Regions from separate parts of the Homo sapiens genome. Here region 1 is linked to region 2. A link is an interaction called in ENCODE POLR2A ChIA-PET data of the cell type or tissue named here. Cell type or tissue: A673. All regions are shown on one strand.

Region 1 (4,000 bases), 300 kb before region 2:
GCTGGGATTATAGGCATGAGCCACCGTGCCCGGCTGGGGTTTTCTGCATTTAATATGTGAGAAATAGTATTTTGGTCTAACTTTAATTTGTATTCCTCTTATGAGAGAGTGAGCATCTCTTCACATACAGAAGAGCCATTTGTAGGTCTTTTTCTGAGAACTGACATCTTGTATAACGTTGTTACATTTTTCTGTATTTTTAGAAGTTTTTTTTTAAATACATAAGTTATAGTAACTTTTCTCTGTAATAAGTTACATATAGTTTTACTAGTTTGTCATTTGACTTTTTACTTTTTTAGTATTTTTAGTATTTCCCATGAAGGTGTTCACATTTTTTTTTAAATGTAATCTAACATTAGTATTTTTCTTTTTATTTCTAGATTTTGAGTCATAGCTAGGAAAATTTTCCCCATTCGCAGGTTCTAGTAGAATTTACTCATGCTTTCTTCTAGTATTTGCACAGTTTAATTTTCTTTCATCTAAATAATGATTACATCTGGAATTTATACTGGCGTACAACGTGATCTAAGTTTGACTTATGCAGGTGTACAGTGTGATGCAAGTTGTGTGTGTGCATCAGAGTTTTCATTTCCATTTTGTTATCTGGTTATCCCAATACAGCTTACTAAAAAGCACGTCTTTCACTCACTCATTCAGGATGCTGCCTTCATCAAAATGGAAATTTCCATACACAATTAAGTCTGTTTTTGAATTTTGTGTTCCATTTCATTGGTCTTTTTATTCATTCATCATTACCAAGCTGTTTAACTATGGAGGCTTTATAACATGTCTTAAGGTCTGGTAGGGCTGATAGGGTTCTCCCCTCCCTCCAAGTTGCTTCTCTTTTGAGGATTTTTCCTGGATATTCTTCCTTTTTTCTTCATCCCAATGAACTTCAAAATTAAGTTATCTAGCCTACTCCTCCCCTCCAAGAAAAGATGGTATTTTTATTTTTTGGATTGCAATCATTTATATATTAATCTAGGGAGAACTAACTCCTTTATGATGCTGAATCTGCCTAAATAAGAATATATTTCTTTACAGTTGTTCAAGTCTACTTTTATGTGTTTCAGTAGTGTGTTATCGTTTTTCTCATATAGGTTTTGGACTTCTTTTTAACGAGTCTAGTTAGTTTACACTTTCATTTCCTTTACTATCATAATTGGGATCTTCTGTTTTATCTTCGATTGGTTTTACTTATTAATATAAAAACCTTTGATTTATACGTTAATTTTCAGGGAGAAAACTTGCTATCCAATACACTCACGTGGGCTAGCCTTAGCTGTGGACCAACTTCTGCCTTTGTGAACCAATTTTCTGCCTCTACTTTGCTATCTGGGACTCTTCCAGCTCTCTCTCTCCTTCCACTTATTCAAAAGACAGTGAGAACTTGCCTCTCCCCAGTTGATTACTGGCGGAACAAAGCTCACCAAGTAACACAGACACAAAGCAAACCTCTGACACTGAACATTTAAAGACAAGTTGAAATGCTGATAAAATAATGAATAACAGAGGAGGTGCTGAAGGAGAAAAATGATCTATATACATTTGGGGGAGGTTCGGATTGAAATGCACTTTAATGAAGTGCATTTCAAGTGACTTCCACGTTATCTTCCTTCTGCTGGAGACGAGTGGAGAGGATGGAACCCAAGTGGGAGTATTAGAAACCGGCCATCTCCCACGCTGCCTCTTCATTGCCCCCTCCTAAGAGAGGTGACTCACTTACATGCAATTTGATACACTGCAAATGGGCAGGGAGTGGCTATCCTTAGATCCATGTGGAGGCCAGTCTAGTACCTTATAACTATTCCATCATGTTTTCATTAGATGTTTTGAATTATTCCTTTTTAAATTGTCTTGAAGTAGTATCTGTCATTATCATGTGGTAGTGAGGACTGTTGATATTTCTTAGAATCATTAGTGGCTGTGAGAGGATGCTATCTTTTTCAATTTTGTTAAGAAACCCATTGTATCTTGAGAACAGTTCTTGGGAACTGGATCTCTGAGCCCTGCTGATTTTGCTGCCTCCCCACCCCAGGACGGCTGCAGCAGTGTCCTCTGGCCCACTTCCCTAGTCCCTCCCACTTATAATCTACCCTCATGGCCCTTCACTCTGGGCTGACAGAGGGGCCTGTGAGAGTATTACCCAGCCAGGGGACTACAGGGTAGAGGACAGGCAAGGACCATAGCTCATTGATCTTTTTATTTATTTATTTATCTTTTTGAGACAGAGTTTCACTCTTGTTGCCCAGGCTGGAGTGCAATGGTGTGATCTCAGCTCACCGCAACTTCCGCCTCCCAGGTCCCGGTTCAAGCAGTTCTCCTACCTCAGCCTCCTGAGTAGCTGGGATTACAGGCACGCGCCACCATACCCAGCTAATTTTTGTATTTTTAGTAGAGACGGGGTTTCACCATGTTGGCCAGGCTGGTCTCGAACTCCTGACCTCGTGATCCACCCGCCTCAGGCCTCCCAAAGTGCTGGGATTACAGGCGTGAGCCACCCCGCCCAGCTGATCTTTTTATTTCTAAAGTGCAAAGCACATAGTAGGAGCTCAACACAGATGATTAAGTGAATGAATGAATGAATGCATGGATGCGTGCATGAGTTCATTAGCCAAAGAGTTTTGGCACATCTGCACTTGACTCTCTCCCAGCTGTGTCCTCCAGGGCAATCCTGAAGAGGAAAGAGGTTTTGCCAGTTGCTTCTGTGGTTGGCGGGGTGGGCACGGGGGGGGGGGTCCCTAACATCTTCCAAGTTTGTACAACCCCTTGTGTGCATCTCTACATTGCTTTATTCCACAAAGTTGTCTGGGAGAGGGTTGAAAATTCAGGTTGCAAATGAGAAATGCTTGCTGGTGTTTGGCCCGCCTGGCATCCTCCCTTTGTGTAACTGTCCCTGTAGTAGTGCCCCCACAGGTAGCATCCTCACTTTTCTTACTCCTTTAGAAGTCCACTCTTTGGAAAAGGTCTGTAAATTTCCTCACAGTGGTTAAGTAGTATCACCCGAAAGGTTCTGGATTGCCCCTCTCAGATGTACTCGCATTGTGATAACAGACATAGCCTGAGACTAGTGGCTCCCTCTGCAGAGTCTATGGGAGGTGGAGTGGAGGGTGAGGCTGAGGGCCATCTCAGGAGCCCTGAAAGGACAGCAGATGGACAGGATCCACGCTTGGGACTGGTCCGTATTTGTTGTATGGACACCCTCCCTGCCACTCCTCTCTGGCTACTGAGTGGCTGTTTAGTCCACCCTATCCAGGTGGGAACTGGCTACCCAGCCCACTCCTCAGTGCACCGTTTTGTGTCCTTTAATCACGGCCAAATCTATGTATCTCTTGAGAGTGTAGGCTCCTTAAGGGTAGGGATTGGGTCTCTTGATTCTTTCTAGAACTCCTAAGTGCTTGCTATGAGGCTGCCATAGTCGAATGTTCATGTCCCCATGGACATGGGGGCATGTCCAGGGAATTCATACATTGAAACAATCCCCAATGCAATGATATTAAGAGGTGGGGCCTTTAGGAGGTGATTAGCTCATGAGGGCAGAGCCTTCATGTATAGGATTAGTATCCTCACAAAAGAAGGTGCTTGTTCACCCCTTCCTCCATGTGAGGACTCAGCAAGAAGGTGCTATCTATGAAGCAGGGCACTCCCTCACCAGACCACTGAATCTGCTGGTGCCTTGATCTTGGACTTTCCAGACTCCAGAACTGTGAGTAGTAAATTTCTGTCATTTATAAATTACCCAGTCTAGGGTGTTTTGTTATAGCAGCCTGAGTGGATGAAGACACAGGCTTTGTAGCCTAACCATGAAGCAGTACACCTATCTCAGAGCCTATCTAGTCTTCCACGGGTCTCCAGTTAGCCATGTGTAGCAGACTGTGTTTTCCAAAAACAGCCACAGCAACCTTTCTGCTCCCAGGTGCTTTTTCAGAATCATGCCACTCCCCCTCAAGAGATGGAGTCTAGCCTGGTGTGGTGGCTCATGCCTGTAATCCCAGCACTT
Region 2 (4,000 bases):
TAGCCAGGAATGGTGGTCCTTGACTGCAGTCTCAGCTACTCGGGGGTGCTGAGGTGGAAGGATCACTTGAGCCTGGGATGTCGAGGCTGCAGTGAGCTGAGATCATGCCACTGCACTCCAGCCTGGGTGACAGAGTAAGACCCAGTATCAAAAAAAAAAAAAAAAAAAAAGAAAAGAAAAAGAAAAATCAACTTTGCAATAGGCAAATAAAAGCTGAGGATATTTTCCAGATAAGAGATAAAGAGATGTGACAACTAAATGCCATATGTGATCCTAGGCAGGATCCTGTACTGAAGGAAACATGAAGCTATAAAGGGTGGCATTGGGTCAGCTAACAAAATTGGCACATCACAGTAGAGCAATAGGTTAAAGTATTGTATCTATTTAAAATTTCCTGATGTTTTTAACTATACTATAGTTATGTAAGAGAAAGCTCTTATTCTTAGGAAATACATGCTAAGGTTTTTAAGGGTAAAGGACATGATGTATGGAATTTACTCTCAAATGGTTCAGGGAAAAAAAACTACATGTGAGTATGTGTGTGTGTGTGTGTGTGTGTATACATTTGTATGTATACGTGTGTGAGTATATACGTGTATGCGTGTATATATGTGTGTATGTGTATGTATACGTGTGTGTATGTAATATAGTGTATGTGTGTATGTAGGCTAAAATATCCACATTCTAGTCCTCAAAACTTTTCATGTTACCTTATATGGCAAAAGGGACTTTGCAGATCTGATTAAGTTTAGGATCTTGAGATTGGGAGATTGGGAGGTTAGCCCGAATTATCCAGCTAGGTCCTAAGTGTCATCCCAAGGATCCTTCTCAAAGGGAGGCAGTAGATCAGAGTGAGCAGTAGGAGATGTGGCAAGCAAGATGTTGTAGTGATGGATGTGAGGGGCTACAAGCCAAGGCATGCAGGTGGCCCTCAGAAGCAGGACAAAGACAAGGAAATGGACCGTCTTCTGGAAGCTTCAGAAGGAACAAGGGCTGACACCTTGATGTTAGCCCAGTGAAGCTGATTTTGGACTTCTGGCCTCCAGAACTATAAGAGAGTAAAGTTGTGTTGTTTAATGCCACCAAGGCTCTGGTAATTTGTTATAGCAGTAATAAGAAATGAATGCTTATGCATATACCTGTATGTGTGTGTGTGTGTGTGTGTGTGTGTGTATACATATATATACACACACATGTATATATGGGAAACGAATACCTATGCATATACACATGTACATGTTGTACATGTATGCGCACATGTTGTACATGTATGCGCACATGTACTTGTACATGTATGCGCACATGTTGTACATGTATGCGCACATGTACTTGTACATGTGTGCGCACATGTGCATGTACAGGTGTGCGCACATGTGCATGTTGTACAGGTGTGCGCACATGTGCATGTTGTACAGGTGTGCGCACATGTGCATGTTGTACAGGTGTGCGCACATGTGCATGTTGTACAGGTGTGCGCACATGTGCATGTTGTACAGGTGTGCGCACATGTGCATGTTGTACAGGTGTGCGCACATGTGCATGTTGTACAGGTGTGCGCACATGTACAGGTATATGCATAGGTACTCATTTCCTACATATATATTTATGTGTGTGTGTGTGTGTGTGTGTATTCAGTAGTAGCATAGTAGTATATGGTAGTGGGGTAGTATGTACATACACACAGGCACACATAGAGTTGATCATCATTGTTCATGGATTCCATATTTGTAAATTTACCTCCTTGGTGAAATTTCTTTGTAACCCCAAAACCAATGCTCATGGTGCTTTTGTGGTCAATTTGCCAACATGTGCAGCAGTGGCAAAAAATTGAAGTCACCTGATGCACACATGCTCAGCTGAGGCAGAGCAAGATGACACTCCGCCTTCTTTCTTGTTTCAGCTCTCATCCTATAAACACGTGTCCTTATCGTGGTCTATTTAGTGCCATGTTTTTAACATTTTTCTGTGTTCTGTTGGTGATTTTGCTGTTTAAAATAGCCCCCAAACATAATGCCAACATGCTCTCTAATGTGCCGAAGCACAAGAAGGCTGTGATGTGCTTTACAGAGAAACTGTGTGTGTTAGGTAAGCTTTGTTCTGGCATGAGTTATAACGCTCTCAACCGTGAGTTCAGTGATCAATAATATGTATCAATGGATAAATAATACCTATCAAAAAGGTGTTTTTAAGCAGAAATAAGGTTATGTACAGATCAGTGGACAAAATATTGTGACCAGAAGCTTAGGGGAACCTAACTCAATATTTCACGTAGGAGCAATGGTTCTGTATGTGCCTTCAGAGGTCACGGTGAAGTTATAGGATGTCGCTACTGAGAATAAAGAGAATATATATGGAGAGAGAGAGCACAAGTGATAAAGAGAAAATGTGAGTCTGGGTTTAGGGCCTATGGGTGTTCTTTGTATTACTCATGGAACTTTTCTGTAAGTGTGAAGTTATTTTCAAATAAAATGTTGAGATAAAGAGTGGCTGTGTCAAGCACTTGCATCTGAATGTATCATATCAAGTTAATGGATCAGCGCTCCATGAGGTGCTGGTGTTAGGAAAAGGGCCTAGCTGGCTCAGGGCAGGCCCCAAGCAGGGAGTCGAGAGGTGGGAAAAGGTGGAGTGGTCTCCGTGGTGGCCACATTGTGAGTGGGCCAGCAGCAGCTGGTGAGAAGCAAAGGATCAGGGTACAGACCTGAGCACTGGGCTCCTGGTGGAGCCGGCAGCTGGCTGCCTAGAGCCCCATCTCAGCTGAAGGCAGCTGTAACACAGAGAAGTGGGAATGCCGCCCAGCAGTCACTGTCTGCATTCCCCTGGCTGGGAGAGGTAGGCAGATGCCCCAGGGAGAACCACATTACCCTCCATCTTTTTTTTTTTTTTTTTTTTTTTTTGAGACGGAGTCTCGCTCTGTCGCCCAGGCTGGAGTGCAATGGTGCGATCTCGGCTCACTGCAAGCTCCGCCTCCCGGGTTCACGCCATTCTCCTGCCTCAGCCTCCCGAGTAGCTGGGACTACAGGCGCCTGCCACCACGCCCGGCTAATTTTTTGTATTTTTAGTAGAGACGGGGTTTCACCGTGTTAGCCAGGATGGTATCTATCTACTGACCTCGTGATCCTCCTGCCTCGGCCTCCCAAAGTGCTGGGATTACAGGCGTGAGCCACCGCGCCCGGCCCACCCTCCTTCTTAAGTCCATCGAAGTGAAGGGCCCCTTCAGCCACACAGTCACCCAGGCCAGAAACTGGGCCCTCATCCTTGTCCCTACATCCAGTCACAAGCTCATCCCATCGTCCCCACAGGCAACTGCCTGGTTGACATTTTACTTGGCTATCTCATCTCAAATATGACATGTGCACAAGTGAATTCTTGGTTTCCCTCCAAACCTGGCTCCCTCCCAATTGTCCTCAGTGGTGTAAATAATACCATCACTCACCTAGATGCCTGTGCCCAAAAGTTGTGAATGATTGTCTGGCTTCTGTTTGGGTTTTTTTATTGTGGTGGCGGTGGTGGTGGTGGTAGTTTTAGTTTTGATATTTTGCTCTGTTTTGCTTCTAGTAAAATTCACTTACAGGAAATTGTAGCATTAAATGTTAAATTTGATATGTTTTGATACATGCATACACCTGTATAACTAACACCTCAGTCAATATATAGAATGTCTCTAACACCCCCATAGAGTTTTCTCGTCTTCCCTTCTAGACCCTTGTTTGATTTTTCAAATGTAACCAATCTTGCAGTCCTGGTTACATTACACTTAATGTGATTAAATAAATTACACTTAATTGTGATTATTACCTTTTAATATATTTTTGGCTTGAATTTGCTAATATTAAATATTCTATTAAGGACTGTGGTTATCTGAATAGTGACCCTGAATATGCTCATGTCCTAATGCCTTGAACCTGTGATTATGACTTTCTATGTCAAAAGAGACTTTGAAGATGTTATAAGTTGGAGAGCTTGAGATGGAGGGATAGTCCTGGATTATCCAGACAGAACC

What was found. Peaks named below come from ENCODE experiments on the same cell type or tissue, not always from the same donor. Only the 100,000 strongest peaks of a DNase experiment are listed, where the experiment ranks them.
Region 1: POLR2A ChIA-PET joins it to region 2 with 7 read pairs; 3 of 35 experiments call an interaction of 5 or more read pairs at or near these places.

Annotation. Positions count from the first base shown.
Region 1 is chr2:120,728,160-120,732,159 of GRCh38, forward strand. The region is part of intron 2 of LOC124906073 (a long non-coding RNA gene); the gene reads left to right. It overlaps LOC124907881 (a long non-coding RNA gene), which reads right to left. Exons shown (of 2, transcript XR_007087221.1): 2 at 2,182-4,000. Among named protein-coding and RNA genes, the nearest start is that of GLI2, 5.7 kb to the right of the region's middle. In A673, no CTCF peak of the experiment used is centred here; a DNase peak (open chromatin) is centred at 1,712.
Region 2 is chr2:121,023,306-121,027,305 of GRCh38, forward strand. No RefSeq gene overlaps it. Among named protein-coding and RNA genes, the nearest start is that of TFCP2L1, 260 kb to the right of the region's middle. In A673, no CTCF peak of the experiment used is centred here; no DNase peak of the experiment used is centred here; H3K27me3 peaks cover 357 bases.